Linked DNA regions of Homo sapiens: region 1 is linked to region 2. Evidence: read pairs that join two places in POLR2A ChIA-PET (ENCODE). Cell type or tissue: B cell. All regions are shown on one strand. Each heading gives the region's core, and the rest is flanking DNA. Links, peaks and the distances in the headings are about the cores only.

Evidence for each region. ChIA-PET counts read pairs that join two places held together with the same protein. Peaks named below come from ENCODE experiments on the same cell type or tissue, not always from the same donor. Only the 100,000 strongest peaks of a DNase experiment are listed, where the experiment ranks them.
Region 1: POLR2A ChIA-PET joins it to region 2 with 11 read pairs; 2 of 35 experiments call an interaction of 5 or more read pairs at or near these places.

The regions. Positions count from the first base shown.
Region 1 is chr17:31,409,872-31,421,436 of GRCh38, reverse strand. All of the region lies in intron 1 of RAB11FIP4 (RAB11 family interacting protein 4), which reads right to left. It overlaps LOC124903977 (a long non-coding RNA gene), which reads left to right and starts at 6,337. Exons shown (of 2, transcript XR_007065706.1): 1 at 6,337-6,574; 2 at 7,056-7,180. RefSeq lists enhancers at 3,969-4,808, 4,809-5,649, 6,125-7,088, 9,019-9,984. In B cell, for the core only: no CTCF peak of the experiment used is centred there; a DNase peak (open chromatin) is centred at 6,166; H3K4me3 peaks cover 301 bases.
Region 2 is chr17:31,537,178-31,548,742 of GRCh38, reverse strand. It overlaps RAB11FIP4 (RAB11 family interacting protein 4), which reads right to left. Exons shown (of 15, transcript NM_032932.6): 15 at 10,532-11,565. Among named protein-coding and RNA genes, the nearest start is that of TRT-CGT4-1, 7.1 kb to the left of the region's middle. RefSeq lists enhancers at 7,043-7,092, 10,284-10,353. In B cell, for the core only: no CTCF peak of the experiment used is centred there; no DNase peak of the experiment used is centred there; H3K4me3 peaks cover 197 bases; H3K27ac peaks cover 33 bases.

The DNA.
Region 1 (11,565 bases), core at 2,449-10,448, 130 kb after region 2:
GACCAGCCTGGGCAACATGGTGAAACCCCATCTCTACTAACAATACAAAAATTAGCTGGGCATGGTGTCCTGTGCCTATAATCCCAGCTACTTGAGAGGCTGAAGCACGAGAATTACTTGAACCTGGGAGATGGAGATTTCGGTGAGCTGAGATCACACACTGCACTTCAGCCTGGGCAACAGAGCGAGACTGTCTCAAAAAAAAAGAAAAGAAAAGAAATTTTAAAACAAGCAAAAAAATCAAAAACAGAAAGGCATCTGAAAAATCCTCAAATACTTGGGAATTAGGCAGTATGTGTCTAAATAATTCATGAGTCAAAGATGAAGTATCTTTTTGTTTGTTTGTTTGTTTGAGATGGAGTTTTGCTCTTGTTGCCTAGGCTGGAGTGCAATGGCGTGATCTCGGCTCACTGCAACCTCTGCCTCCCGGGTTCAAGCAATTCTCCTGCCTCAACCTCCCGAGTAGCTGGGATTACAGGCATGCACCACCATGCCTGGCTAATTTTGTATTTTTTAGTAGAGATGGGGTTTCTTCATATGGGTCAGGCTGGGCTTGAACTCTCGACCTCAGGTGATCCACCCCCTTCGGCCTCCCAAAGTGCTGAGATTACAGGCATGAGCCACCGCACCCAGCCCCAAAGTCTCAAGAGAAAATAAAAATAATTTAAACTAAATGAAAATGAAAATACAATACCATAAAATTCAAGCCCAAAGCAAAAGGGAGGAAAGAAATAATAAAGATAAGAGCAGAAATTAATAAAATTAAAAATGAGACTGGTAGAGAAAAATCAACAAAACCCAAATCTGGTTTTTTTTTTGAAAAGATTAACAAAACTGATGCATCTCTAACCAGAATGACAGAGAGAAAGAGAGAGAGAATACAAATCACCAATATAAAAAATGAGGCTGAGCACAGTGGCTCACACCTGTCATCCCAGCACTTTGGGAGGCCAAGGTGGGAGGATCGCTTGAGACCAGGCATTCAAGATCAGCCTGGGCAACATAGCAAGACCCCATCTCTACAAAAGATTAAAAAAATTAGCCAAGCATGGTGGCACATGCCTCTGGTCCCAGCTACCGGGGTTGGGTGAGGTGGGAGGATCGCTTGAGCCAGGGAGGTCAAGGCTGCAGTGAGCCTTGATTACACCACTGCACTCTAGCCTGGGTGACAGAGTGTGACCTTGTCTCGAAAAAAAAGAAAACAGAGATATCATTACAGTCTTACATCCTTTAAAAGGCTAATAAGGGAACACTAGAAACACTTCTACACACATAATTTCTACAACTTAGATGAGCTAATGGACCAATTCTTTGAAAAACACAAACTACCAAAACTCATGCAAGAAGAAATAGATAATCTGAACAGTCCTTGAGTGATTAAAGAAATTAATTTCCCAATTTATATCCTTCCAAAAAGGAAAACCTCAGGACCAGATAATTTCACTAAGTATTTAAGGAAAATATACATAAATTCTACACTACCTCTTCCAGAGAATAGAAGAGCCACTTCCCAACTCGTTTTATGGGGCCAGCAATAATACCCTGTTACCCAAACCAAACAAAAGCAATATAAGAAAACTACAAACCTGCTGGGCGCAGTGGCTCATGCCTGTAATCCCAGCACTTTGGGAGGCTGAGGTGGGCGGATCATGAGATCAGGAGATCGAGACCATCCTGGCTAACACAGTGAAACCCCGTCTCTACTAAAAATACAAAAAATTAGCCGGGCATGGTGGTGGGCGCCTGTAGTCCCAGCTACTCGGGAGGCTGAGGCAGGAGAATGGCGTGAACCCGGGAGGCGGAGCTTGCAATGAGCCGAGATCGCCCCACTGCACTCTAGCCTGGGCGACAGAGTGAGACTCAGTCTCAAAAAAAAAAAAAAAGAAAAAAGAAAACTACAAACCAATATCCCTCATGAACACAGATGCAATGAGCCTCTGCAAAATATTAGCAAATCGAATCCAGGAGATATATATGAAAAATATAACAAGACAAGCAGCCGAATGGGGTTTATTCAGCAAAGCTGGCCCAACATTTGAAAACTAATGGATGTAATCTAAACATGACCAAAGAAGAAAAACCTATCAAAAGATGCAGAGAAATCAAGTGGCAAAATTTAACATCCATTCATGATACCAAAAAAAAAAAACAAAAAAACTCTCAACAAAGTAGAAATATAAGGGAACTTCCTTATCCTTCCTTATCTTAGAGAAATGAAAACTTACATTCACACACACCCACACAAAACTGCACAAAAATGTCCACAGCAGCATTACACATAATCACCCAAACCTAGAAACATCCCCAGTGTCTCTCAACAAGTGAATGGATAAGCAAGTGTTCCCTAACCAAAAAGAACAAATGATTATGCTACGGGAAAGAAACCACTCCCAAAGGTTACAAACTGTATGATTCCATTTACGTGCAAAAGGCAAAACCATAGTGACAAAGCCAGATCAGTGGGTGCCAAGAGCGAGGAGGAGGGACTGAAGACAAAGGAGCAGCCGGAGAGAATTTGGGGGATGAGCCGTTCTGTCCCTGATGGCAGTGGGAGTCACAGGAGTCTATGTAAATAGTGACACTTCTTCCCCCACCCCCAAAAAGCGAATTTTACTGTATGTAAAGTAAAAACAATTTTTTAAAATTTTTCTTTAAAAATCAAGGGAACTGGCTGGGCACGGTAGCTCACAGCTGTAACCCCAGCACTTTGGGAGTGGGTCAAGGCAGGAGGATCGCTTGAGCTCAGGAGTTCCAGACCAGCCTGGGCAACATGGCAAAACCCTGTCTCTGCAAAAAATGAACAAAATTAGCCAGGTGTGGTGGTGCACGCCTGTAGTCCCAGCTACTTCGGAGGCTGAGGCGGGAGAATCACCTGAGCCCGGGAAGTCAAGGCTGCAGTGAACTGTGATTGTGCCACTGCACTCCAGCCTGAGTGACACAGTGAGACCCTGTCTCAAAAAAAAAAAAAAAAAATCAAGGGAACTGCACATACAAAGTTGGATATCTGACTTTAAATTTTTATTTTTATTTATTTTATTTTATTTTTTTGAGACGAAGTCTCACTCTTGTCTCCCAGGCTGGAATGCAATGGTGCGATCTCGGCTCACTGCAACCTCCGCCTCCCGGGTTCAAGCGATTTTGCTGCCTCAGCCTCCTGAGTAGCTGGGATTACAGGTGCCTGCCACCACACCCAGCTAATTTTTGTATTTTTAGTAGAGACGAGGTTTCACCATGTTGGCCAGGCTGGTCTCGAACTCCTGACCTCAGGTGATCCGCCCGCCTTGTCCTCCCAAAGTGCTGGGATTACAGGCATGAGCCACTACGCCTAGCCTATTTTTATTTTTGTTATAGACAGGGTCTCACTGTCACCCAGGCTGGAGTGCAGTGGCATGATCATAGCTCACAGCAGCCTCGACCTCCCAGGTTGAAGGGATCCTCCCAACTCAGCCTCCCAAGTAGCTGGGAGTACAGGCATACACCACTACACCTGGCTAATTTTTTGTAGAGATGGGGTCTCATTATGTTGCCCAGGTTGGTCTTGAACTCCTGGCCTCAAGTGATCCTCCTGCCTTGACTTCCCAAAGTGTTGGGATTACAGGCATAGCCCCCATGCCCAGCCCCTGGCTTTTCTTGAAAAATCAGATCTGGCAATACAGGTCCCATATTCCCCCACAGCAACAATGAGCGACAGCTGAATTCAAGCACACTCTTTAGAAAGGGAATGTATTCTGCTCCCCAGCTGTCTATGGGAACCCCCAAATCTCAAGTAGTTCCCCACCGCAGCCCCACCTAGGCTGCATTCCTTCCTGGCCCCCATGGGCATCGGAGTGGCAATTCCTGCTACCCCAGGCACTAACCTGGGCTTGGCTGGGCACCTGACATCGTCTATATCCACAAAAGGGGTTTCAGGGCTTGGCTTGGAGTAGGGTGAAGTTGAAACTCCCCAGCATTTTTATGCTGTTTTAGCAGCCACAATAGAAGACAGATGGGAAAAGAGGGGAAAGGACAGTGCCTGTGGGGTGAGAGGGGCCTACAAAGACAGTGGCAGGTCTGGGCACCTGGAGACTCCCTGCAGCAGGCCGGGAAGTGCCTTTTGAACCCACGTGGAGCCTAGATTTCCCTGGCAGTGCTTCTGGGGAAGGGACCCTCTGGAGGAGGTGAGGCAGGTGCTGGGGCCAGATCCTTGCTCAGGGGTGGCCACTCTGGAGGCCTTACAGTCAGGAGACACCTGTGAGGACACTGGGGTACCGGAGGCATCGTAAATCCCAGGACCAGTTGCAGGGTTTCCTGCTAGGAGCTGGCCAGGTGAGGGGGACAGTGGGGAAGGACGTGAAGGGCAGCAAGAGGGAACAGGAGAGGGAGAGGGGGCAATGCTGGCAAACGCAGGGGGTCTGGGGTGGATGGAAGGAATATGGGGAGGGGGCGTCATCAAGAGATGGGGCCAAAGAGAGAGGGAACAGGCCTGAAAGAGAAGGGCTTACGAGCCAGGCAAAGGGCCTGTATGTGCTTTATCCTGAATATGGGCGATAGGAAGCACAGGGGCAAGTGCTGACAGCGGCAGAGCTGGCTGGTGTCAGGCAGCCTTCGAAGCACTCAAGTGCATCACTCCCAGCAGCCCTGTGAAGTAGCCAAACCGCCAGTCATTCCCCTCTTACAGCAGTGGACCCTGTTGCTGTGCTGGCCTCACCGCACAGCAGGCAGGGTTGGAATCCAACTGCCCCTAGCTCTGTCCCTCTTCAGACTGGCCCCTTCTCCTGCTGCTGCAGGGGCTCTGGCCCTCTCCTGGGGCTTCAGGCGAGATGCTCCAGCTGCTTGTTTATCCTCACTCCCAGCAGTCCAGCTGCCTGACATCAGGGCACACAATAGGACCCTGTATTCTGGAGCCGCCACCCCCAGGCCGGCCGGTGGGACAAAGGGCACAGGCCGCCACTGGCCCTCTCCATTAATTCTGAGGCCAGGATGGGAAGGGAGCCAGGCAAGAACTTCAGCAACACCGGCCTGAGACAAGGGATGAGGGAGGCATTTCCAAAGTGGGTCCTTCCAGTTCCTGCACCCTGAGCCCAGGCCAAAACATCCCACTGTCTTGCTCCCACTCCCTAAGCCCGCTCCCCTCCATGTGAAGGGCTGTCCCACGGAATCAGTCAGACTTACCCTGGGTAGGCCACTGGTAGAGGGGGTATGTGGTTGTGGAAAGCATCCTGGAGGAGTCAGGAGCCCCGGGCCCAGGACCAGCTCCGCAATTAGTGGCGCCCAGGGCAAAGGGGAACATTACCACGAATTTCAAGAAGGCAACCCCAGAGCACTAATCCCTGAGTGACTGCACAGGTCGCATGCCGAGAGAGCGGGCTCTGCCTGGGCTTCGATAAGGTACCACTGCGTGACCTCGGGCAAGCCCTGTTGCCTCTCTGGGCCTCAGTTTCTGTATCTATAATGCACTTCCGACCAGCTCACAGGACCGCTGTGACGATCAGATCAGACTATGAGTCAAGGACATCAGAGGCTGCAGAGTGCCATGGATGTGCCAGGTGCAAAGATGCATAAAGGGGGCCTGAGGGTGAGCCTTCCCCCGGGAAGGGACAGGCAGAGGGGCCACCAGCCAGCTGGGAGGCTGCGGAGACCGTCCGCAGGGGGGCTGAGGTGAGAAAGTAGGGTGGTCCCTGAGACCCTCTGAGAATCTCAGGGATGCTGTGCTTCCTGGGCCCTCCATCCAGTCCCAGCTCCACCACAGACTGCTTTACTGAGTGGTCTCGCTGAGCTCCTTCCCCTCTCTCGGCCTCAGTTTCCCCATCTGGACAATGACAGCACTGGATAACATTAATATTGAATGTCTCTTCCAGCTCTGAAGTCTCTATGATCGTAATGCTTTCAGGCATGTTTGGGGTGGGCATGGGGATTGGGGGGAGGAAGAGAAGAAAACCAGAGTGGAGAAGCAGACGGGGTCAGAGGACTGGGAGAAAAATGCCTCCATTTACTGGAGCTTCACCACGGAACAAGTAAATGGCTTGGGGACCTTGGAGTGGGTGTGGCCCTGGGGAATTACTCAACCTCTCTTCCGAGCCTTTTACTTCCCCTCTTCTATAAAGTCAAGAAATAATGACAAGAACGGAGGCAGATTCGTCAGTCACCACTATCCTGCCCCTCCCCTCCTCTTTGTCCACGTAGAGCGCCCCCTGGGCCTGAGGTGCCCACCTCCTGTCTGACCAGGTGCCTGGGGCCACTCAACCTGGAGCATGAGTTCTGACTGGACCAAGCCAGTTCCGGGGGGCTCTTCCCCCTTGCCAGTGATTGGTTCAGGCAAAGGCATGTTCTACATCTCTGGCCAATAAGCCATGAGAAGACATCTGCAGGGGGCTCTGGGAGAGGCTGTCTCTGGAGGGTGGGGCCCATGAACAGGAAGCTGTCCCCTCCCTGCTTCCCCTGCTGGAGAAGGGATGCCCTCTTGGGTCAACGCTGGGAAGCTCAATGGAAGGGGATTGGGTCCTAGCTGGTGCCTCTGAGCCCCTGAGGAACCAGCCCTGGAGCTGCCCTACCTTGGACCCTTGTGTTATAAGGAAGAATACACTTGCCTCAGCATGTAAGTTATTTTGCATTGCTTCCTGGTTCTCACAGCTGGAGGGCCCCTGCCCAATGAAGGACCCCGCCTCAGGGACCCACTGGGATAAAAGGTGGTGATGGGAGGGGAGGTGGAGAGGGCCTGTGCGGCTTTGGAGTGCCTCTGGCCAGGGTGGCTAGACATCCAGAGGGCTGGCCAGCACCATGGCCCAGTGACATGGTACCCAGGCCACCGCCTCCTGGGAAGCGCTGTCCCAGCCGCCACAGCTGGAGACATCTTCCTTTATGGGACCGCCAACACCTCCATCCATCTGAGTGTCATCAGGTGGCCCCTCATTCACAGCCTGAGTCTGGGCTGACAGAATCCCTCCGGCCACCCACAAGGGCTTTGTTTGGGGTCTGAATAGGAGCGAAAGTGACAGAAGCCTGGGTGGTCTCTGAAGTGGACTGGCCTCTGCAGGCATCCGCCCATCTGTCCGTTCCTTTTGCAAATGTTTCCACAGCTCTTCAGCCAGACTGACTGGCCTGTGGGGAGACAGAGAGGCTCCCAGGAAGCTCCCAGGGAAGGAACAGATGTCCTGGAGTTATTTTTGAGTGAAATAAAAATAGCCTCGGGAATAGCATAAAAGTGTGTAGGTGACTGTTAATACTGCCACACGCCCAGAGGCAGGGTAGCGTGGCTCCCAGCCTCTGGAGGCAGACATTGCTGAGCTGGAATCCCACCTCCTCCATTTCCCAGCTGTGTGACCAGTGGTGGATGACTCAACCTCCCTGAGCAACATCATTGCCTCATCATGTGTTAGGACTGAGAGGGGATGGCATATCAAGACAGCCTGGCAGCTGACACAGAGCAGGCTCGGGATAAATGAGGCTTTCATAGGCAGAGCATGCCTGGACGCTGGTCAGGAAGCTGCGGACACCCGTGAACCTCATGAGCTGGGACAGCCAGTCGTTGCACCTCTTCTTCCAGCAATTTTTAACTGGCTGAATTTAAAATATGAACTGGATCATTTTTAAACTTCGGGGAAAAAAACTCAATGAAACTCTTATGACTCTTTTGAAAAACTGCTGATAGCACTGTAGGGGAAGATAAGACAGAATCCATCACAATGTAACCCCCTCGAAGGTGTTACCCCAAATCCTTGCAGTTTTGGGGCCCAGAGGAGACAGACAGCCCAGAGGGCTTGGGAGATGTGGAAGGGCCTTGGAGGAGGAGGGGGTTATGCTGGACTGCAGGTGGAAGAACTGACACAGCAGGTGTGGGGAATGGGAATTCAAGAAGCGGGGCGTTGGTGTGAGCAAAAGGGAGGGAGGAGGGAGAGGGTAGCCAAGGCCAGGCCGTAGAGGTGCTCGAAGGGTCTGAGGAACCACCAGCTGTTCTCAGTGGCTGGAGGGCAGGGGGAGGCTAAATATGGGGGCGGGGGAAGAGGGAAGACACTCTCTTCTCGGGGGGCCTATGGAAGGACAGCTCCCTCCGTGCCCTCCGTGTGAGGCCCTCTGTTGACATCTCTGGCTCTCAGCATAGTTTGAAAGGCGCTGCTCGCTGTGGGCTTTGGTTGGCTTTAGACCCATTATTTAAGGTTACATGGGAATGTCTGCTCATCAAAGGGGGGTGCTGGCCTGCAGGAGTTGGGCCACTCTGAGCTGTGGTCCCTGGACCCTGCCTCCTCTAACCCATCTATCCCGCCCCATCCGAAACATGCCGAGCTCCCCAGCTCTGACACTTCAACTAGACTCAAACTGAAAAGCTCCCGCCAGTCCTCCCTCCATTCCCCAGAAAATGAGTTAACCAGGACACCTCATGGCCTTTCAGTAAATTGAGGTTTAGCTACAGAAACAAAGCAAAATACAGTGGCTCCAGGCAGAAATTCCACTGTTGCTGTCAGTACAACACAAGATGGCAAGTGAGAAGGGCGACTTGTTCTGGGAATCCCATAATGGAATTTCAAACGTACCATGAGGCCCTGGCAGACCCCGACCTCTCTGAGCCTCAGTTTTTTTGCCTGTGAAATGGGGCAGGTACTGCTCCTCACCTCACTGCCCACTGGTCAATCTCTCCACCACGGAAACCCCACTTGGATCCCAGGGGAGGTGCAGCCTGTAGCCCTGGCAGAGGACCTGAAACCTATCTGCGCCTGGTGTCTGCCTGCTCCCTGGGACTCACTGGTGTTCACGTACATTTCCTGGGCCAGGTCTAGCCAGGGGCTGGGGACAAGAGGAGCTCCCAGGCTCTGTGGGCAGCAGAGATTAAGGTGGCCCCGCCCCTTCCTATCCGTGGTCCCTGTGATGGGACAGGGCAGGATGGGGATTAAGGTTCCAGTTTCACTGATGAAGCAAGTGGGACCCAGAGAGGTTGAGTCCTTCACCCAAGATCACCAGGATGGCATTTCTTAGAGAGTGTCAATGTGTTACATGTAGAAAGGTTTCTGAAATCCGTAAGTTTGAGACAGGTTAGGCTGGAGTCAGCATTTTTACCCGGAGGCTTTCCTGGACTAAAGTGAAGGGGGAGCGGGCTCCATTTCCACATTGCTTGACCAACTGCTGGATCAGAATACCCTTTCCTCCCTCTGTTTGCTGGACACGGGTGGGACCCCTGCTCTGGGGATCTAGAGCTTTTCTCCCTTGCACAGGACATTAAATGGGCCATTTCCATGGCAAAACCGGCATCTGTGTGAGAGGAGGGTGGTGGTGTGCGCAGTCACCCCTAGAGGATGAACTGTCTAGGTTCACTTGCTCCACACCCCTGCCTGCAGCTCGTGGGTTCAGCTGCCAGCACTGATGCACTCACTTGGGGAGGAGAAATTCTGGTGGGTCCTCCCAGGACCAAGCTGCTCCCCAGGTGATTGAACTCAGCATCCCCAAACAGAACAAGTGAACCTCACACGGCCCCTCATGAGATGCTCGGTCCTACCCAGCCTGGCTGCGGCCCTCCCAGAGCCCCGACTGAGGCAAGGACGATGGCCAGAGGGGCTGTCTATGTCTCAGGCTTTCTAGCCCTCGCTTCCTCTCTGCTGCAACTGCACCTTCTCCTCGGAAGGACGCCCTGCAGTCTGAGTAGCTGTCCTCATGGGAGGCACCCCCAGGCAGCTCAGCAAATTCCTCAGGGCCCGTATGGCAGGGCCAAGGGCCACAGGGGAGGTCTTGAGTCTACTCATTTTGTAGACGCTCTTTGCAGAGGCAAAGTTCTTTTCCAGCAAGCACGGCAGGAGGCAAGAGGCCTCATCCATGATTGAGGCCCTTATTTATAATTTAAACCTCTTTCCCAAAAGAAAGTAGCTCAGAGGCCTGGGGTGGAGGACCAGTGTAACAGAGTCCTGGGTATCAGAAAGGACTCAGGCGTGTGGCACCTACACACCCTTCCCCTGGTTTATCCTCATGCGAGCCCTTGGAGGGAAGTTACTGGCCTCACTTAATAAACCAGAAAACCAAAGCTCCAGAGAGTCAGGGACTTAGCTGGGATCTCTGGGCTAGAAGAGAGGAAAGCGAGGTTGTTTTGTTTGTTTGTTTGTTTGTTTGTTTTTGAGATGGAATCGCACTCTGTCGCCCAGGCTGGAGTGAAGTGGTGCGATCTTGGCTCACTGCAACCTCTGCCTCCCAGGTTCACGCTATTCTCCTGCCTCAGCCTCCAGAGTAGCTGGGACTACAGGCGCCCGCCATCACGCCTGGCTAATTTTTTTGTATTTTTAGTAGAGACGGGGTTTCACCATGTTAGCCAGGATGGTCTCGATCTGTTGACCTTGGAATCCACCCGCCTCGGCCTCCCAAAGCGCTGGGATTACAGGCGTGAGCCACCGCGCCCGGCCTGGAAAGTGAGGTTTGAGCCTGGCATTCTGATCCAGGGCCTACGCATCCTCCATTAAACCGTGTGCCATCCAGGGTGGAAAGATGGGAGGGATTCTCATCCTGTCATCTCAACACAGATCTGCAGAGCCTGTTCACCAGGGTGGGACCCTGGAAGCTGCATTTTCCAGGGCCTCCCCTGGAGATTCTGATGATGAGACCCTGAGAGGGGAATCCAGATTGGGCGGCTGGTGGACCTCACCCAGCAGGGAGTGGCAGGAGCTGGTCTTCAACCAGGGCCCTGGTCTTGGAGCTGGCACATGCCCTCTGAGGCTGGCAGAAAGGTGGTTAGGTGGTGGCAGTGGGAATATTCCCAGCAGCAACAGTGGAAACAGAAGGGCTGTGCCATCACCCCTTCCCAGGCAGACTCAGCCCACAGCAGTCCCAGCCCCTCCAAGGGTGTGACACCATGCCCCCGCCCCCTTCAGCCCCCTCGGTGCAGTGCTGGGACTACAGGTGCGCACCACCATGCCTGGCCAATTTCTGTATTTTTAGTAGAGACAGGGTTTCACCATGTTGGCCAGGATGGTCTCCAACTCCTAGCCTCAAGTGATCCGCCCACCTCAGCCTCCCAAAGTGCTGGGATTACAGACGTGAGCCACCACACCCAGCCCAACTTGCACTATTTTCTACTATGCAATACCACCTTTTCAATTTACCCCTGTATCTGCAGCCGCAGGTGCAGGTATGTTTCTCCTTCATCATCATCATCATCCTCATCATCCTGGGACCACGTGGTGGCAGCAGCAAGCGCACAATCCCAGTGACTTATGGACTTGGATACTTATCCCTATCCCCACAAGAGCCCCAAATAATCTATAACCAGCGCAGAACTTCCTCTTCTAAATATCCCCAAAGACACAGAGTGCACCCTAATAACTCCTCTCGGTAAAGGGCTTAGGATGCACAAGGGCTGTGCTAAGTGCTTCACCCTCCTTCTTTCATTAGCATCATGAGAACCCTCTCAGGGGAACAGTATCGCATCCCAATTTCGCAGGTGAGGCACCAGGAAGTACAGAGGCCCATCCCAGGTCATAGAGCCGGCAAGCTGGAAATCTGGGAGTTGACCTCTGACCCGTTCAGACACTGAGTCCTTGATCACAAAGCCCTCCTGCCTCCCAAACCATCTAGCAGCCTCAAGAAGCAGAGAGGAACTTGCTTCCAAATCACAAG
Region 2 (11,565 bases), core at 2,121-10,120:
AATTCTCCTGCCTCAGCCTCCCAAGTAGCTGGGATTACAGGCACCTGCCACCACTCCCGGCTAATTTTTTGTATTTTTAGTAGAGATAGGGTTTCATCATGTTGACCAGGCTGATCTCAAACTCCTTACCTCAGGTGATCCACCCGCCTCAGCCTCCTAAAGTGCTGGGATTACAGGCATGAGCCACCGTGTCTGGCCTCCTCTCTATGCTTTTAAAAACTCTCTGGACTCGGCCAGGCGCGGTGGCTCACGCCTGTAATTCCAGCACTTTGGGAGGCCGAAGCAGGCGGATCTCTGGACTCAACTAATGATGCTGGAAAAACCGCATATCCACATGCAAAAGAATGAAGTTGGACCCTAACCTAGCACCATATACAAAAATTACCTCAAAATGGATTCAGGACATAAACATAAGACCTGTAACTATAAAAATCCTGAAAGAAAACAGGGGGAAAGGTCTACAACATTAGATGTGGCAATGATTTTTTTAGATATGACCCCAAAAGCAAGAATAGACAAATAGGACCAAGTCAGACTTTATAAAAACTGCACAGCAAAGGAAACAACAGAATGAAAGGCAATCTGTGGAATGGGAGAAAATATTGCAAATCAGATATCTAATAAGGAATTGCTATCCAAAATAAAATTTAGACTCCTACCACTCGACAACAACAAACAACTCACTTAAAAATGGGCAAAAGGCTGGGTATGGTTGCTCATGCCTGTAATCCCAGGCTTCCCTTGGGAGGCCAAGGTGGGAGGATCACTTGAGGCCAATAGTTAGAAACTAGTCTGGGCGATATTGTGAGACCTCATCTCTACAAAAAGTAAACTAAAACAAGGCAGGCATGATAGCACCTATAGTCCTAGTTACTTGGTAGGCTGAGGCAGGAGGATCACTTGAGCTCAGGAGTTCAAGGTTGCAGTGAGCTATGATTGTGCTACTGTACCCTAGCCTGGACAACACAGCACAAGAAAAAATAAAGTGGACCTTTTCATCAGTTATAACAAGTGCACAACTCTTGTTCAGGGGAAGCTGTGCAGTTGGGAGGGCAGAGAGTATGTGGGAGCTCTCTGTACTTTGTGCTCAGTTTTGCGTGAATCTAAAACTGCTCTGAAAAATTAAGTCTGTGAAAAGGAAGAAATGAACTACCAAGTCATGAAAAAAACACAGAAGAATCTTCAATGTATATTACTAAGTGAAAATGCATACTACTGCTATGGTTTGAATGTGTCCCCTAAAGTTCATGTGTTAGAAACTTGATCCCCAATGTGGTGGTCTTGGAGATGGGACCTAGTGGGAAGTGTTTGGGTCATGGGGCCACTACCCTCATAAATGCATTAATGCCATTCTCAAAGGAGTGGGTTCATTATAGAGCAAGTAGTTTTCTTATAAAAGAAGTTTGCCTTCCCACCCTCTCTTTGCCCGGCCTCTGGGTTGATGAAGCAAGAAGGTCCTCACCAAATGCCAGCTCCTCGATCTTGGGCTTCCCAGCCTTCAGTCCCACGAGCCAATAAATTTCTGTGCATTATAAATTACCTAGTCTATGGTATTCTGTCTTAGCAGCACAAAACGGACTGAGACAAGCTAAACTGAAAAGGCTACATACTGTATTATATGACATTCTAAAAAAGGCAAAACTGTGGAAACAGTAAAAATATCAATGGTTGCCAGGGGTTGAGGGGTGGGAAGGATGAGTAGATAGGGCACAGAGAGTTTTTAGGGCAGCAAAACTATTCTGCATGATATAATGGTGGATACATATCATTATATATTTGTCAAAACCCATAGAGGGGTTCTGGGCTGGGAAAAATAAAGAAAAAAAAATCCCATAGAACGTTCAACACCAAGAGTGAACCCTGGTGTAAACTATGTACTTTGGATGATGATGTGTCAATGCAGGGTCATCAGTTGTAACAGATGTACCACTCTAGTGGAGGATGTTGATGGCAGGGGAGACTAGGGAGATACGGCGGCCATGGGTATATAGGGAACTCTGCTTTCTGCTTAGTTTTGCTGTGAACCTAAAACTGCTCTTTAGAAGTCTGTTTTACAAGGCCGGTTGCAGTGGCTCATGCCTGTAATCCTGGCACTTTGGGAGGCCAAGGCGGGTGGGTCACCCAAGTTCAGGAGTTCGAGACCAGCCTAGGCAACATGGTGAAACTCCATCTCTACTACAATACAAAAAATTAGCTGGGTGTGGTGGCATGCACCTGTAATCCCAGCTACTCAGGAGGCTGAGACAGGAGAATTGCTTGAACCTGGGAGGCAGAGGTTGCAGTGAGCCGAGATCATGCCATTGCACCCTGGCCTGGACAACAGAGTGAGACTCCATCTCAAAAAAAAAAGTCTCTTTTACAAAAACGGGGCTGGTCTCTGTGACTGACACGCATAAGGTCAGGAGTTCAAGACCAGCCTGACCAACATGGTGAAACCCTGTCTCTACTAAAACTACAAAAATTAGCCAGGTGTGGTGGTGTGCACCTGTAGTCCCAGCCACTTGGGAGGCTGAGGCAGGAGAATTGCTTCAACCCAGGAGGCAGAGGTTGCAATGAGCCGAGATTGTGCCACTGCACTCCAGCCTGGGCAACAGAGCAAGACTCCATTTAAAAAATAAATAAATAAATAACAAGAAAAATAATTTTTGAATTCTTTCCTCTCTGACCCCCTGCTATGAATCATTATCAACCCTGGGCCACATTGTAGTTGCCCTTTGGTGGGGTCACTGTGGGTTCACCCAGGTCCACTTCTCAGCTGGGTAGGCCTAGGAGCTGGTTCTGGAACACAGAGCTCCAAGTGGGCAGGAATCAAGCCTTACTCACCTTCATACAGCGTGGTCATAAGAGCACCTAGTCATTTATTCCTTCAGCAAATCATTGAGCATCTACTGTGTGCCAAATACTGTTCTCAATGCTAGGGCTATAGCGGTGAACTAAGCAGCACAGATCTCTGCCCTTATGGGGCTTCCATTCTTAAATAAGCAAAACATACAGTCTATCAGTTGGTGAGAAGTACTAGGGAGAAAAATACAGCAGGGAAGGAGGCTAGGATGTTCTTCAGGAGGGGGAGAGTTGCAGCTTTTTTTTTGAAATGGAGTCTTGCTCTGTCGCCAGGCTGGAGCAGAGTGCCGCTATCTCAATTCACTACAACCTCCACCTCCTGGGTTCAAGCGATTCTCCTGCCTCAGCCTCCCAAGTAGCTGGGATTACAGGCGCGCACCACCACACCCAGGTAATTTTTGTATTTTTTTTTTTTTTAGTAGAGACGGGGTTTCACCATGTTGGCCAGGATGGTCTCGATCTCCTGACCTCATGATCTGCCCACCTTGGCCTCCCAAAGTGCTAGGATTACAGGCGTGAGCCACCGCGCCTGGCCAGGTTGCAGTTTTTTTGTTGTTGTTTTTTTTTCTTTTTTTCTTTTTTTGAGACAGAGTCTCGCTCTATCGCCCAGGCTGGAGTGCAGTGGCGCTATCTCAGCTCACTGCAAGCTCCACCTCCCGGGTTCACGCCGTTCTCTTGCCTCAGCCTCCTGAGTAGCTGGGACTACAGGCCCCCGCCACCGCGCCCAGCTAATTTTTTGTAGTTTTAGTAGAGACGGGGTTTCACCGTGTTAGCCAGGATGGTCTCGATCTCCTGACCTCATGATCCGCCCGCCTCGGCCTCCCAAAGTGCTGGGATTATAGGCATGAGCCACCGTGCCCGGCCCGGGTTGCAGTTTTAAATAGGTGGTTGCCTGGTGCGGTGCTCACATCTGTAATCCCAGCACTTTGGGAGGCCCAGGCGGGTGTATCACCTGAGGTCAGGGGTTCAAGACCAGCCTGGCCAACATGGTGAAACCCCATCTCTAGTAAAAATACAAAAAATTAGCTGGGCGTGGTTGTGGGTTCCTGTAATTCCAGCTGCTCTGGAGGCTGAGGCAGGAGAATCGCTTGAACCTGGGAGGTGAAGGTTGCAGTGAGCTGAGATCACACCATTGCACTGCAGCCTGGGCAACAGAGCCAGACTCCGTCTCATAAATAAGTGGGATAGCTTAAATGCAGTCACAAATTCTTTGCAGCTTTTCCCACCTAGAGGTGGAGTCTCTTCTCCCACTTTTTGGTACAGGCTGGCCATGGGGCTTGCTTTGACTAAAACAATGTGGCAAAAGTGATGTTATGTAAGTTCTGAAGCTTAAGGCCCCAAGAGAGGCAGCTTCTGCCTCCACTGTCTTAGGAAATTGCCCTGAGAATGCTGTGGAAGAAAGGCAGTCTAGCTACTGAAGGTTGAGAGGCCCCGAGGGTCATTCCAGCTAACAGCCAGCACCGTCTGCCAGACATGTCAGGTAGCCATCTGGGACCTTCCAGCTCAGCTGATGCCTCAGCTGGATGCAGCTGCAAGATCGAGCCCAGGCACACCCAGCAGAGGAACTGCCAGCCTACCACAGAATCAGGAAGGTAATAAATCATTGTATGCCTTAGGATTTGAGGGTGGTTTGTTACATAGAAGCAATAGTTCATTGATACAGGAGGCCATATACAGCTTACACACCTTTCCATTCTAGGTTTGTGGGCTGCTGGTTATTTGTATGGAGTAGGCAAAAGTTAGTGATGCAGGGTAACTTTGGCAGAGGCCATGTACAGTGTCCCTTCAGCCTCCATTTAGTCTGTTTCCTCATCTACAAAATGGGAGAGTTAGCCATTAGCTACAGCCCTGTGTTAATTATACATTGAGCAAGATTCATTATCCACTGCTAAAGTGAACAGCGGAATGAAATGCCAGCTTGACCCTTCTGCCTTTGGTACAGTAACACCTGACACTTTTCCCTTTGATCAAATTTCACAGCCACCAGAAAAGGTCTAAATTAAGGTGCTGTTAATAGGAGGGAAAGTCAATGCAACTTGAGACTTTTTGGAGAATATGTGGCCACTTATTTATTCATTTATTTCTTATTTATTTTTTGAGACTGATTCTCACTCTGTCGCCAGGCTGGAGTGCAGTGGCACGATCTTGGCTCACTGCAACCTCCGCCTCCCAGGTTCGAGCGATTCTCCTGCCTCAGCCTCCCGAAAAGCTGGGACTACAGGTGCCCACCACCATACCCAGCTAATTTTTGTATTTTTCATAGAGATGGAGTTTCACCATGTTGGCCAGGCTGGTCTCAATCTCCTGACCTCGTGATCCGCCCGCCTCAGCCTCCCAAAGTGCTGGGATTACAGGCATGAGCCACCACGCCTGGCTTTATTCATTTATTTAGAGACAGGGTCTGGGCTCTGTCAACCAGGCTGGATTCCTTCTGGGATGGGGGATCTTCTGAGAGGAAGCCTGGTGGAGAGGAAACTGGAGGCCCTGGTGTTTCAGGTACCTACTGCTGTGTCTAATCAACTACCCCAACATTTAGATCTTAAAATAACAACTTTATTGTTTTCCATGGCTCTGTGGGTTGACCAGGCAGTTCTGCTTCATCTGGTGGTTGCTGGGGATTTGGGATGGCCTCACTCTCCTGCTAGTCTTGGCTGGGGCCTCAGTTCTCCACGTGGCTGTTTGAGATTCCTCACAGCTGGGTTTTCCAAGAAGGTGCATTTTAAGAGGAAGGACGCAGAAGCTGCTGATCTTCTTAAGGTTAGAGCTCAGAAGTCCCAGAATGGGCCGGGCGCAGTGGCTCTCACCTGTAATCCCAGCACTTTGGGAGGCTGAGGCAGGTGGATCACCTGAGGTCAGAAGTTTGAGACTAGCCTGGCCAACATGGAGAAACTCTGTCTCTATTAAAAACACAAAAAATTAGCCGGGCATGGTGGTGGATGCCTGTAATCCCAGCTACTCAGGAGGCTGAGGCAGGAGAATTGCCTGAACCCAGTGAGCCGAGATCACGCCATTGCACTCCATCCTGGACAAGAAGAGCAAAACTTCGTCTAAAAAAAAAAAGTCCCAGAATGTCACTTCTGCCTCAAGTGATGCATTTTTGCATCTATTCATCAAAGCAGTCACAGAATTAGCCCAGATTCAAAGAGGTGAAGAATAAACTTCACCTCTCAGTGGAATAGTGGCCTGCACCCAGGGAGGGAATAAATCCATGGTACTTGTCTTTGGAGACTGTATCACACCTGTCATTCACTGGCTCTGTGACTTTGAGAGTAGACACAAATTGAACTCAGTCCTGGGGCTGGGTTCAATCTTTACAAAGATGTAAAGAGATACAAAGTGGGTCTCCTTTGTCTCTGCCCCACCTCAAAAAATGGTCTCATCTTGAGGGCTCACTAGTGGGAGTATTTGGAGCAGATACTCTCCCACGTTCCTTCCAGCCCTGATGGCCTTCAGAGCCCACGCTCATAGCCCCCCAACTGCAGAACCAAGGTCTGAGGGTCTGGCCCAGGCTCTGCCAGAGCTTGGCAAAGTCCACCTTTTGGTCAGGGGCTGCCTGCTGACCTGGGTAAGCTGGGAAAGCCAACCCTGAAACCATGGCCAAGTGGTGGCAGAGCTGGAAAAGGTATTTCTCCCTGGAGGGGCCAGCTGGGCTAGAAAGCAAGGGCCGAGAGTCCACAAGCTCCCGTGGGCTTGGTGCTGTCAAGCAGGCTGTAGGAAGTAGGCTCATAATTCAGCACCTCTGCACCCTGGGTTTGGGCCTTTCAGAAACTCTAGCTCCTTTTTAAACCCAAAGGCCACACCAGTATGGAGCCTAAGACAAAGCCTGATACCAAAGTCAGAGCTTGGAGTTTGAAGTGAGAGCCAGACCTGAACCAGGGGTGGCAGGAGAGTGAGGGGAACTTCCTGCAGCCCTAATCCCAGTCACCTCGTTAGTTCCAGGGAGGTCTGGCTTCAAGCTGGCTACAGAGGTCCTGGGCCCTGGAGCCCCCAACCGCTCCCAGTGGACTTGGTGCAGGGTTGACCCCCTCAGCCCACTTTAAGGCACAGTCCAGCCAGCCAGGCTGAGCCACAGTGGAGCTGCCACCCTTCTTGGTCCTCTCTTCTGCCCCGCATGGCTGTGAGCAGAGCTGCAGGCCCTACCTCCTGGCTCTGCTCCAGTTGTGCTCATGTCACAACCCCTCGTTCCTGGAGAGGGGACCCAGGCTCCAGGGCTCAGCATGTGTCCTGACTGTTCTGTCTGCCTTCCCAGCCTGCAGTGACCCCGCCCCATCCGAGCTTGAATCCCAGGTGAATCCCTGCTGCCTGGGCTTGAATCCCAGGTGACATGTGGCCAGTGAGTTCACCTGTGGTGGCTCAGTTTCCTCATCTGTAATACTACCCACCTCATAGGGAGTTGTGAGGGACAGATAACCCAGGACATGCAAAGCACTTGGAACACTGCCTGGTCTAGAGTAAGCCCTAAACAAGTGCAAGCAATCTAATAACCACCTCATTGGTGCCTTCTGTGGGCCAAGCACTGGGTTAGCCTCAGGGATTTGGGAGGGGAGGGTGGTAGAGGGAGGAATTAGGCCAAATCCTCTTCCCCAGGGCTCGAGAGAGTGGACAACCAGCTGGACTAACCAAAAGAGAGGAACTGGTCCCACCCTCTCAGAGCACCCCGGCTGCTGACCTGATGGGTCTCTGGACCCAGTGGTTAGTGGTGCTGCCGCCTGCTGCTCCCAAGGGACCTGGGCCTGAAGCCTGGTTCTAAGAATGAGGGGCTTTCCGCCCTGGGGAGTAGCTTGATCATTTTCTGGAGAAATGGCCTAGCTGACGTAGACCCTCCCAGCAAGGCTGTGAGAAGTCCGACTCCCTCACCCGAGCAACCACCCACCACCCTAACCCCAGTGTGACTGTATTTGGAGATGAGGCTTTTGAGGAGGTAAATAAGGTTAAATGAGGTCATATGGGTGAAGCCCTAATCCAACAGGTCTGGTGTCCTTCTAAGACAACAAAGAGACAGTAGAGAATGAGCTCTTTGTGAGCACACAGTGAGAAGGCAGCTGTCTGCAGGCCAAGGAGAGAGGCCTCACCAGAACTCAGCCCCACTGGCACCTCAAGATTGGACCTCCAGCCCCAAGAACTGCGAGAAAATAAGTGTCTGTGTAAGCCTCCCAGCCTGTTGTGTTCTGTCAGGTCAGTCCCAGCTAAGACACACCCCAGTCCAGGCTGCCCTCACCTCTCACCACCCAACTCTGAAACTGACCTGACCAGGCCACCCCCAGCTTAAAATGCTTTGGCGTAGTCCCCACAGTCCCGCTTACCATTGAGCTAGCTGGTTCGTAGTTCCTCCCCATGGCAAGGCCTCCACACCTGCTGTTCCCTCTCCTGCTTCCGCCCTGCCCTCCCATCTCCCTTACCTGGCCAGCCTCTCCTCCTCCAAGTCTCAGTTGAAGCCTCCTCAGGTGAGTCTAAGTGCCCTTTTTATACCCCATGATTCTCACCATTGGCTACACCTTGGAATCACCTGGGAGCTTTAAAAAACATCCCAGTGTCCAAGCCCCACTCCCCACCAATGGAATCAGAATTGCTGGGGTGGGATGGTTTTAAGAACCTCTCTTGTACATTCTAGAGGCTCCCTGTGCCACGAGCCCAGCACCTCCCCTGCACCCCGCATCTGTTAGGTGCTGGTAAAGCATCTGCTTAGTGAGTGAATGTGATAGATCCACCCTTGGCCCCCTAGACTCTACACCACCTGGCTAGGCTGCAGCCCTCCACTATCCCCCTCTCTAGTACCCTGAAAGGGCTGTTTCTCCAAGTCTCCTCCCCATGGCAGTTCCCTTAGATCCTACAGTCTGAGTTCCCTTAGATCCTACAGAGCTCTGTTGAAAGGCTCCTTCCTTGAGAGAAGCCATACCTGATGCCTGAGTGGGCTCAATCCACTTGCCCCCAGCTCCTGAAGCCCCCCATATCTTCCTCTTGGTAGTGCTCATCACCCTGGAAATGAATTATGTCTCTCCCCTCCCCCAGGAGCGTGGGGACTTCACGGGGCAGAGGCCTTGCCTGTACCAATTCCCAGTGCCTGGCACACACAGTGGTGCTCGGTAGATGATGCTGGCGGGTTGAGTGATTTCTGTGCTCAGATATTATCCACCCATTCATCTGCTTTGGCCTGGGCCCAGCCGATGACCCTAAAGGGCCCTCTAACTGAGGGCCTGGTGAGTCAATGGAATCCAACAATGAAACACCTTTAGCAGGTGCTGTGGCCTCAAGGGGGCACAGGGATGACATCATTTTTAATAGGACTGTAAGGAAATGTTCTGCAAAATGGGTGAATGGGGAACACACCTGTGCAGAGGAGAGGGTACAGCCTGTACACACAGCAGTGCTCGCTCCCACCTCTCTCCAGGATGGTAAACTGAGGCAATTCCAAGGACCTCCTTCAATAGGTGTTATGAGTTGAATTGTGTCCTCCCAAAAGATATGTTGAAGTCCTAAGCCCTGATACCTATGCAAGCTTACTTTGGAAACAGGGTCTTCGCAATGTAAAGACCCTATTTGTAATCAAGTAAAGATGAGGCTCGTTGGACTACTTATCTGAAACTCAAGTTTTACTGGGCATCCTGTATTCTTACTAGCCAAATCTGGCAGCCTAAGTTGGGAAGGAAAGAAGGAATATTAGGAGGAAGGAGGGAACTGGCCAGGTGCGGTGGCTCACGCCTATAATCCCAGCACTTTGGGAGTCCAAGGTGGGTGGATCACTTGAGCTCAAGAGTTCAAGACCAGCCTGGCCAACATGGTGAAACCCCGTCTCTACTAAAAATACAAAAAATAGCCAGGTGTGGTGTTGGGTGCCTGTAATCCCAGCTACTTGGGAGGCTGAGACAGGAGAATTGCTTGAACCCAGGAGGGGGAGGTTGCAGTGAACCGAGATTGTGCGACTGCACTCCAGCCTGGGCAGTAGAGCAAGACTCCATCTTTAAAAAAAAAAAAAAAAAAGAGGAAAGAGGCAATAAAGATCCAAGAGGACACAGCACTCCCAGGATTTGGAGGTGACGTCTCCTGAGCCAGGAGGCTAAGTCCAGTGAGTGAGGAACTGTCTGCCCTCCCTGGAGGACTCATGGCACCAGGGCCTGCACTGGGAGGTGGAGGGCCGGGGCCACCTGTGAAGCCACTTCCATGCCTGGAATCCTGTAATAGAGGAAGGAGCAGACAGAAGGCAGAAATCCAGGGGTCTGGTTGACTCAACTGGGGACCACCTTGGTACTTGATGGTGTGGCAGAGACAAGCACTGGCAGGTCTGAAGCCAGTCCTGAATGGAGGCATTGGGCCGTCACCCTGGGGAGCCACAGCGGCGGACATGGAGGGAGCATGGCACTGGGACCCCACTGGACCCCTAGGAAGACCTCAGTGGGAAAGAACATAGCCACACAAAGGACAAAGTTTCCAAACATCATAGCCCTGTGGCTGGAATGGTGGCATTAAAGAGGCTTCTGGGATCCACGTCTTCTCCCCTAGGGACTGAAGAGTGACACCGCCCCACTCCACCCTGCCCCTGGGGGACAGCACCAGCCACCCTGGGAACCACAAACTTGGTGGGGGGCAGGGGGGTTGCTCTTTTTAAGGGAGACCATCTGTCCCTGTGAGCCCTGGAACCAGGCCTCTTCTGCCCACCCTCCCCCAACCACAGAAACTCATGGTTCAGTCAGGCGAGAAGAGCAAACTGTTTATTTACACCTTGGTCTGTACAGTACAGCTCCCCGGGAGGAGCCTGCCACCAACAGCCTGTTCCTTTTGGGGCAGAAGCAGGTTGGAGGCAAAGAGCTCAGACCCTGGACAGCCTCAGGGCCTCACCCCCACTGTCCCCTCCCTGGGGCCCACAGGGCAGGTCCCACCCCAGCACTAAAGCTAAGCCTGTTTCCAGACAGAGCCTCCTGGGGCAAAAAAGTCAAGTTGAATCCCACAGAGTCAGAGGCCATCTAACAAACCCTTGGGCATGAGGCCACATGTGTAGTTCATTCCACGTAGGCCTCAGAAGACCCAGCCAAGAAAGTGGGAGGAGCTGGAAGGGAGCCCACAGCTGTGAGTCCTTGGCAATGCACCGTCCGCTCCGTGACATCAGTTGGTATTTAATGGCACTCTGGTCTGAGCACCTCAGCAGACAAGGAAGGGCTGGGCAGGTGTTCACAGCAGGCAGGGGCAGCAGCTAGCACCTCTTCCTTCTGCCCAAGTGGGGCCCGCAGCTGTTCTAGACACCAGATGTGGTGGCCTCAAGGCAGGCCTGTGGCCGTGCACCAGGAACCATGGACAGGGCTTCCTCTGGGGGCAGAGACAGTGCACGGAGCGGCTGCGGTCCCATGATATCCCTGCTGGGGCCAATGCCCCAGGTTAAAGAGTGATGCTTTGCCCGACATCACTAACAATGCAGGGAAAGCTCTGTGGGAGAAGCTGCTTTACACAAAGTTGCCCTTTTCTGGAATGCAAGGCTCCTAAATTAGCTGCAGGCTGGAGGAGGGACTAAGTGGGTCCTAGCCCCCCATGCTTAAGACAATAATGAAAGATTCTGTACAAAGTTACCAAGTCTACAGGCTGAGCGAGCCAAGGGTAAGTGGGGCCTGATCCTTGTGGACGAATGTGCCCGGGAGAGCTGGCCTCACCTGGGGGAGGCACGTTGAAAAAGTACACATTTACAGGGCTCGGGAAAGGCCAGGGAGATGAGACGATGTAGAAAAGGAGGCAGTGGGC